Linked DNA regions of Homo sapiens: region 1 is linked to region 2. A link is an interaction called in ENCODE POLR2A ChIA-PET data of the cell type or tissue named here. Cell type or tissue: endothelial cell of umbilical vein. All regions are shown on one strand. Links, peaks and the distances in the headings refer to the core of each region. The heading gives the core; the rest is flanking DNA.

The links. ChIA-PET counts read pairs that join two places held together with the same protein. Peaks named below come from ENCODE experiments on the same cell type or tissue, not always from the same donor. Only the 100,000 strongest peaks of a DNase experiment are listed, where the experiment ranks them.
Region 1: POLR2A ChIA-PET joins it to region 2 with 5 read pairs; 2 of 35 experiments call an interaction of 5 or more read pairs at or near these places.

Annotation. Positions count from the first base shown.
Region 1 is chr4:96,339,851-96,344,259 of GRCh38, reverse strand. All of the region lies in intron 1 of LINC02267 (long intergenic non-protein coding RNA 2267), which reads right to left. Among named protein-coding and RNA genes, the nearest start is that of LINC02267, 31 kb to the right of the region's middle. In endothelial cell of umbilical vein, for the core only: no CTCF peak of the experiment used is centred there; a DNase peak (open chromatin) is centred at 1,869.
Region 2 is chr4:96,283,350-96,287,758 of GRCh38, reverse strand. No RefSeq gene overlaps it. Among named protein-coding and RNA genes, the nearest start is that of LINC02267, 25 kb to the left of the region's middle. In endothelial cell of umbilical vein, for the core only: no CTCF peak of the experiment used is centred there; no DNase peak of the experiment used is centred there.

The DNA of each region.
Region 1 (4,409 bases), core at 206-4,205, 57 kb before region 2:
GCCAAGAAAACAAAAAGCAACATTTCATCTACTTTGACATGGAAACATGGTACCTAACTTGATTTTTTAAATATCTGGAGAAAACTGTCAAGAACTGTGAGTAATTTGAGATTTTATCCTATATGCAAGCTAGCATGTTAGCCTCTTACAGTTTTATACATGTCAGAAGACACTAGAGGTAATGGACTGTATTATGCATAGCACAGCAGGCAGCATGAGCTTTATATACTCAGTGGTCCCCTGTTGTTTTCCAAGTCCCAGAGGGATGATACAGAGACAGGCATTTGTGAACAAATGCCATTGAGAATGATCTCCCAAAAGGACAACAACTGAAGTGGCATTTAGTTTATCTCTTTCCCTTAAGATACATTATGTTTTTAACATTGCAGGTAATTTATTAAGACATATTTAGATTTATTTTACTTTTATTTTACATTGCCTTCATTAAAATGTGATGATAAACCTTCAAAACATGGTAGTTACAAAAATTATATCTATTGGTATGACATATGAAGTCCAAAATGATAGTTCCAATTACTAGGTAATTCTTCTTCAAGTCATAGTACAATAAGTCTAGCTTATTCCACAGTGTTATTCTGCCATGCTCAACACAAGGTTTCCAAGTTTGCTATGTGGGTGATCTCCATTCTAACCAGCTGAAAATGAAAAAGATCTCAGTGGATCATATATGGGAGAGGTTTATGTTGCATGGGAGGGAAAATTGTTTTCTCTCTACACTTTTTGAGTTCTGAATTCTCCAGTAACAAACAACAGATTAACAAGAAAGGAAACAAACAGAAGCTTATTAACATGTATACCTAATGTATACCCGAGAGATACCCAGAGAAGTGAGTACATTTTAAAGAGGTGCCTTAGAGTTCAGACTTCAACTGAAACAAAGAAAGAAAGGCCTTGGGGTGATAATGCAACTATGGGAGGTGAGCAGGAAAAGCACAGTAAACAAGGGTAAGATTTGTTGTGCAGATTTAAGTCTGTGCCTTCTACATTGACAAGCTTTTCTAATAATTTAGAGTCATTCATCTCTCCCTGGAGCAGAGTGGGAGGGTTCCCTTACAAATGGAAATTTCCTTTATAGGTGCAAATTTTTCTTACAAAAGGATAACTTCTACTCTAATTTCAGAGCTTCCCCTTGTCTGTAGTTTCTCAAAAAAAAAAAAATCAGCTCAAAATCATCCTTAAGCCAAAGATGCATATTTTGGGGTGGCATATTTTGGTATCCTATAATGGGCTTGAAAGTGGCAAACATTTTATCTGCAATCCACTGATTACCCTGTGGTCATATGATCATATCTAACTGCAAGGAAAGCTGGGAAATGTAGTTTAGTTTTGTGTTTAAGATGAGGAATTGATTTTAGTAGTTTGGGTCATAAATTTAGGCTTTTAAAAATCCGTCTCTAGAAGAAAATATCTAAAATATACATGGAATTTCATTTTGAATATTTCTGTGTGCTTTGAGTAGATCCACTATGGTACAGAATTTATTTCAAATTACTTTCCCACAAACTGAATGTAATTTTGATGTGACACAAATGCATTATTTGTTAATCCTTTATGTCACATAGAAATTTAGGGGATTCAACAGCATGATTTAAATCCAACTCAAAGGAATGTTTATAAATGGAATGCCATAAAATAGCAAAAATGAAAAAAAAATGAGGATATTGAAATGCTTGTATCCAAAGAAATCAAAACCATTTCAGGGAACAGGGATCTTCCTTAAATATTTTATTATATTTAGAAGAAAGTAAGAAATCTGGTTTATTTATAATGGTCCCTGGCTCAACTTATTTATCCCCACTGCATGCAGAGAAGAAAGGAAACAGCTTAGCAAGGTCATAAGCCCCGGCCACATGGATAGAAATAAAAAGGGTGAATCAGCTTCTTATGAGTAAAATGTAACTTACTGGATGGCTTAGATCTTTGAACAATTTTATCAGAAATCCCTCCTTCCTTTTGAGGAACTAGAAAGCATACCAATATTGGGAATGAAGAATAGCTGTTTTTTTTCTCTACTTATATCTATCTTACTCTAAATTGAATTTAATTTTTTTAACCACTTCATTTTAGTTTCTCATGTTTATAATCTCACTGTGATATTAGCATTGTTCAAATGTGTTTTGTGCATGATCTCTGCTTTTATCTCTCTGTATATTCTCAGCATTATTCAGAAACCATTTTTCTCCTTGTTGCTACGTGCAGTTTCTAGGGTATTTTTTGCCATTAATTTTGTTTCTCAAAATAACCTCCACACTTTCTCTTTGAGAAGAAGCCTCACAGAATGAATAAACATTCTAAATCAAGCTAATATCAGAAGATTTTAGTCTTAAAAAGTGAACAGGTGTCATCATTCCTCTCAGTTATTATGTTTAATGATAATGTTGGAGATACCTTCTTTAAATATTTAGTTTAATATGCTACACAGAAATTTGGAGAAAGCTAAGAATTATATGTTTAATCTTCTTTTTACTCTCCCTGCTCAAAACCTGTTAGAGCATGCTGTTCCAACTACAACAAAAACAGATACCATTTATTTAGCACTTACTGTTAGGGGTTCAAGGCCAAGCACTCCTTTCTCTTCCACATCAGGGTTCTGGCTGAAGAAATATACACATGAGGGTCTCTAGCCAAATGGAAATCAAGTAGCAATTTTACTAATTTGTGTAAGCAACTTAAAATGCCAAATGCAGGCAATCTTTTGCATGTTGGAGTGAAGAAAGACCAAGAGCTTACATAAAGGTCTAAAATGGCATCAACTCTCACAAACCAACCCTCAATCTTGAATCTTCTTTACTGTGATGTGCTACAGGAAGAGCTGGATCTGAAAGGGCCCAGGTAGCCACGAAGAAGAAAACTGCAATATTGTCTAATGCGCAAAGTACTCAAATTTACTTGTGAGGAAGCAAGAATTCCAGGATACTTTCTACGTATATTTTACATAAATTAATAAAAAAAGAAAGAAAGATGTTAGAGATGAAAACAAGCTGGGGAGAGTTGTTGCCTTCGCTATTTTGTGGAGGTGTGTTTTATAAAATGGTGGTTTTTTTTAATGTAATGCATGATGGAATCTTTTGGGCACGGGATTTTCTTTGTAGAGTTATTTTAATAAGAAAATCAATGTCTTTAAAGGTCATGGGCATATTCAGACTTTCTGTTTCATCTTCTATCAGTTTTGGTAAATTGTATAACTTCATTTAACATTTTGGTGTAGGACAGTTCTCCAGGTGACAGACCCAGTTCTCCCCCATTTCCTCATCTGTAGTTCTCAAGAAAAACTGTAGAATGTGATGGGAATGCAATATTCTGAGACAAGGAGGGACTAGCTAGACCAGCCCAGGCTTTGTTCCAATCCCCACCTAGAAACAGGATGTCCCTCAACATGTTAGCCCAGCATGTCACATTGCCACTGGGGTATAAAATCTGGGAAAGCTGCTTTTTGGGTTTCCTCAGCTGTGGTGCGAATAGGGCACATCTAGAGGAGACTCTATCCACCCTTCATAGCTTTCATAAGTCTTGTGGGGCTGGCTCACAATGAATCCCAGGCCTCTCTTGTCCCTTGCTGCCTGTTTATAACGATAAATCTGCTTCATGTAATTTACCACATATAAGCACTTTCTGTCTCACCAGAACCCCGATGACAATTTGGTAACCAGCACACAGTGAATTTATTTCACACTTAGTAGTACAGGTATGCTACCTAATAATAATTTGTCTAAAAAAATCTTTAGCTAACTGATAAATAATTGTTTCAATGAATGAGTATGGAATATCTCTCCTTATTTTGTGTGTCCTCATTAATTTCTTGGTTTTTTTTCCCCTTTATCTTCTTATTCTCTGTAGTCTTCAGATTAGATAATTTCTTTTTCTTAAACTTTTAAGTTCAAGGGTACATGTGCAGGTTTGTTATATAGATAACTTGCAGGTCAAATGGATTTGATGTACAAATTTTCTCATCACCCAGGTGATAAGCATAGTACCTGATAGGTAGTTTTTTGATTCTCACCCTACTGACACCCTCCATTCTGAAGTAAACTGTGGTGTCTATTGTTGCCTTCTTTGTGTACATATGTACTCAGTGTTTAGCTTCCACTTATAAGTGAGAAAACATGGTTTTGGTATTCTGTTCCTGGATTGGTTTACTTAGGTTAATGGACTCCAGCTCTATCTATATCCTTGCAAAGAACACGAGTTTTTTCCTTTTTTATGGTGGCATAGTATTCCATGATGCATATGTACAACATTTTCTTTATCCAGTCTACCACTGATGGTCATATAGGTTGATTCCATGACTTTGCTATTGTGAATAGTGCTGCCATGAACATATGCATGCATGAGTCTTTATGGTAGAACAATTTATATTCCTTTGGGTAAATACCCAATAATGACATTGC
Region 2 (4,409 bases), core at 342-4,341:
GAGTTTCGCTCTTGTTGCCCAGGCTGGAGTGCAATGGCATGATATCAGCTCACCGCAACCTCCGCCTCCCAGGTTCAAGCAATTCTCTTGCCTCAGCCTCCCGAGTAGCTGGGATTACAGGCATGAGCCACCACCCTTGGCTAATTTTGTATTTTTAGTAGAGACGGGGTATCTCCTTGTTGGTCAGGCTGGTCTCGAACTCCTGACCTCAGGTGATCCACCCACCTCAGCCTCCCAAAGTGCTGGGATTACAGGCATGAGCCACTGTGCCTGAAATACTACAGGCTCATTTTCATAGCGTAAGAGACTCCCCCAACACCCCCCCCAAATAACTCTTCTTAGCTCTACCACTTTTAATGTTACTTTATTTTTTTAACTTTGCTACTGACAACCTTGTTGCTAATTACTATTTCTGTCCTCCTGTACCCCCAGTTCCCCATGCTCTAGGCTAGGCCTAAACCTGTTTATGATTTATGGGTAAGTAATCAGCATGAATTCTTCTTTTTGAACATATTGCTTCAGCATTAACTGCTATAATGTATATATCCCTTATATACTCTCTATTAAGCGTCACTATAGTTTGTTCACTGTTCTTTTATACCAGCTATACCGCGTATGATTTCAGTCCCCATCTAGACAAGGGCAAGTAAGCATGGCCATCTCTTCTTTAAGTTTCTTTGAAACATGCTGGGAAAACTTGACCTGCTGATTTGTAGCCCTTTTCTCTCTGACAAACCTCACTCACTACCTTTTCATATTACCATGCCAACTGCACATTCCAGACTCAGTAGAAAAGCTCCTTAGGATGGCCCTAAGGTGTTGGCACTGCAGATATAAATCTGTGCTTAGTCTCCTCTCCATCATTCTGTTCCTCCTGCTGCAGCCCACTTTTCAAATGAACTGGAACATTAGCATAGCTTTCCACCGGGCATGACTCGAGGATGGGCAGGTGAGAGGCTAGGTATGTGACAAGGACAGCACAAAGTCACGTTAGACTGCTCTGTGGCAAAGAGGAATTAATCCAACAAAGTCATTTCAAAATATTGTATTTTCAATAATTGTAATAAAATAATATTAGCTGCTCCATTATGACTACCATCTATTGATTGCCTACCATTTAAGAGATGCCATATTAGTTTCAAATGTATAGCATTTTGCCAACTTTCACAATACCGTAGGAAGGTATTATTGCCTCAGCCTTATAAACGAGTAAACAGAGTACTGTTAACTTACCAAAAATTAAATCACTAATATGTAAGCATGGTTTAAGAATTATTCCAGGGTCATTTCACTCCAAAATTTTGCTGCTTGTTTTTGTAAGCAGAAGTAAACAAGTATGCTGTAGGACTAAGTAAGTCCTATCTATCTATCTATCTATCTATCTATCTATCTATCTATCTATCTATCGATATCTATATAGATATATATGTGTGTGTATATATAATATGTATATATCTGTGTGTGCATAAAGAAAGAGAAAGAGGTACATGGGCTTGTATATGTGTGTGTGTGTGTATAAATTGGGAGAGCAAAATACAGATGAAATAAGAGATGACAGGAGAATTATTTCAAAGTATTTTTTCTTATATAATGTGTTGACAATCATACATTTTTATGTTACTTTTAACCCAGCTATAGGAGTTAATGAGCCCTAAGAATTAAGGAATATGACTTCATAATGTATTTCCATGTTTCATCAATTGTATTAGATGGAAGGGTAAGACTAGAAGGCTCTCCAAATCAGGTCGTTCATGCCCAGAATTGTTCTTGGAAATGTACAGCTGTCTAAAAAATGACATCCAATCACTTCAATACAATGCTGACACCCCTATAGCAAAACTTCACAAACATGCTGCTAATACATTGGAAACATCTGGTTGAAAGTTTTATTAAATGTTACTTTCCAATAGACAATTACAACAATTGAATTATGCTATATTGAATTGTTGCAGAATGAGGTGAACATGGGTCTAGGAAATTGAAAATCTGAGTTAAGTCTGAAATTTCCCTCCTATTACCAATAGGACTATGAGCAAACAGACTAAATTATCACAGCCATAGTGATTTTATTTATAAAGTAGAATGATATTTATACATTTGTACAATTGTGAGGATGAAATGAGATAATGTGTATAAAGCACTCTACTAATGTTTGTATACTATTATTATCATTATGCTCTTTAAAACATAAAACAACATTGCATTGCAATTTTCCCACTGGTTCTGTTCTATACACAGATTGAAATAGAACTTCTTATTGTGAATTATAATGAAAAAAGTTGAGTAATTGTGAGTATAAATGTGAATAATAGTTTTTCAAGAGAATACTGGAAATAGCAAAGTTTCTGAAAAAACCCATTATATTTAAGTATATTAATGCAATTATAAGTAATTATAGAAGATTTTAACAAACATTGTTTTTTGGCTTGTTATATATATTAAATAACCAAAGACCAAAATAGAAAATTGAATTCCATAAAGAAGTCACTTCATAAATTATTCAATTTGAATGGTTTAAGCTGATTTAAGAATGGTACTCCTAGGTACCTCAATTAAGACAGCAGCCTAAGGTCAGTTTCAGAGTAAGCATGGAAATGTGAACCGTTTTGTTGCGTGCAACAGACTAGTATCTGAAAGTGACTTTTAGGAAATACAATTTTGTACAAACTCACGGAGCTGGCTTGATGTCAGTTATTATTCATTTTCATTTTCCAGTGTGCTTGATTTCTACCACAGCAGCAAAAATGTAAGTCAAAGAAAGGGCTGACCAAGTAATTACTGGTATTGAAATGTTGATTAATAGAGATGAAAATCTCATTTATATTAGTCACAGATACATTTAGGATAAACAGACAGACTTAAACTATGTGAAGGAAATTTATAAAATGGGAACTTTTCATTGAACACTAACAAAGGATTAAGAATTCACTTAAATAAAGCCTCTCACATTAAATATGCATTTTTATCTATAAAAAAATACTAAAACAAAACTTTCTTGCTCTTTAATATTGATGTAAAAGAATGTGTTATTTTTTTTCTTCCACCGCTTACCTTATGGTAAAATTTACTATTTTTATCTGCAGATAAACTTCAACAATCTAAATTGACCATATTTCAGTATTTAAACAATCTCCAAACAAAACCAAAACAATAAAACTGTATCACATAGAAAGTCATTGCAGAAATTTTATTATTTAAAATTACCTGGTGAAAATATCCTGTTTTAACTGGTATGAAAAAATGCTTCAAAGTCTATCTCACTAGTTCAGATAAATTTTACATATTATTTTAAATGGCAGATAAATTTTGTATATTGTGTTGTTAACACATAAACATTTGGGCAAAGTTTTAGCTTATATTCATTTGCTCTTTGAATTTTTCTAACAAAAATGATAAGCAGGAGCAGCAAGATTTCACTGCATCTAAGCAATAGCTTCTGGGGAGAGGCTCAAGTTGGATGTTCATGAATAAAAATCTCTATTCAGAGAAATGTTTACCTTTTAAGATTATCAAACTGAAAATAATCTGAAGATAATAACATCTTTTTTTGTAATGCCACCAAAATTTTCTCTTGAAACATCAAATCTAGTTATGGAATACTCATTAGTAAAATCACTCAGTGGTACCTTGTGATAAGTAGGGTGAAGCTTGGTATTCTGATCATGATATAAAACACTGTGCATGTCCGAATCACTTGGAGAGCTTGTTCAAACACAGATTTCTAAGCCTACTAAGTAGCAATGAGATGTGGTTTAGTAGTATTTCTAACAATTTCTCAGGATGCTGATGGTGCTGGCCCAGGAGCTTAAGACTAGCCTAGACAACATAGTGAGACCTTGTCTATACATTTTTTTTTTTTTAATTTACCAGGCATGATGGCAAACACCTGTAATCCCAGGGACTTTGGAGGCTAAGGTGGAAAGATTGCTTAAACCCAGTAGTTCAAGATTGCAGTGGGCTATGATTGCACCACTACACTCCAGCCTGGGTGACAAAGTGAGACCCTGTCTCTGAAAAAAAAAAAAAAGAAAAAAGAGAATTGTTCTATTGTTCCAGCTACTTGTATTTCCTGACCAACTCAACTGCATCGTGTTTGTTGTCTCTCTAATTATTCCTTATGCCACTTTCTCTGCCCAGAAGAAATACATTTTGTCTTCCACATGCCTAACTCTGAATTGTTATTCAAAACAGAACTCAAGAAAACCTTTTTCTTTTTCTTACTTTTTTTACTCCTTAGTCCTTTAGGCTGAGTTAGAAGCCTCTCTTCTGTGCTCTCATAGAATCCTGTGCATGTGTCCATTATTTTACATAGCACAATGTATGGTAATTGCTTGTTTTGTAACCTTTCCACCAGGTTCTGAATGTCTTGAGGGCAGAGACCATGTATAGTTAATATTTGCATCTCTAAA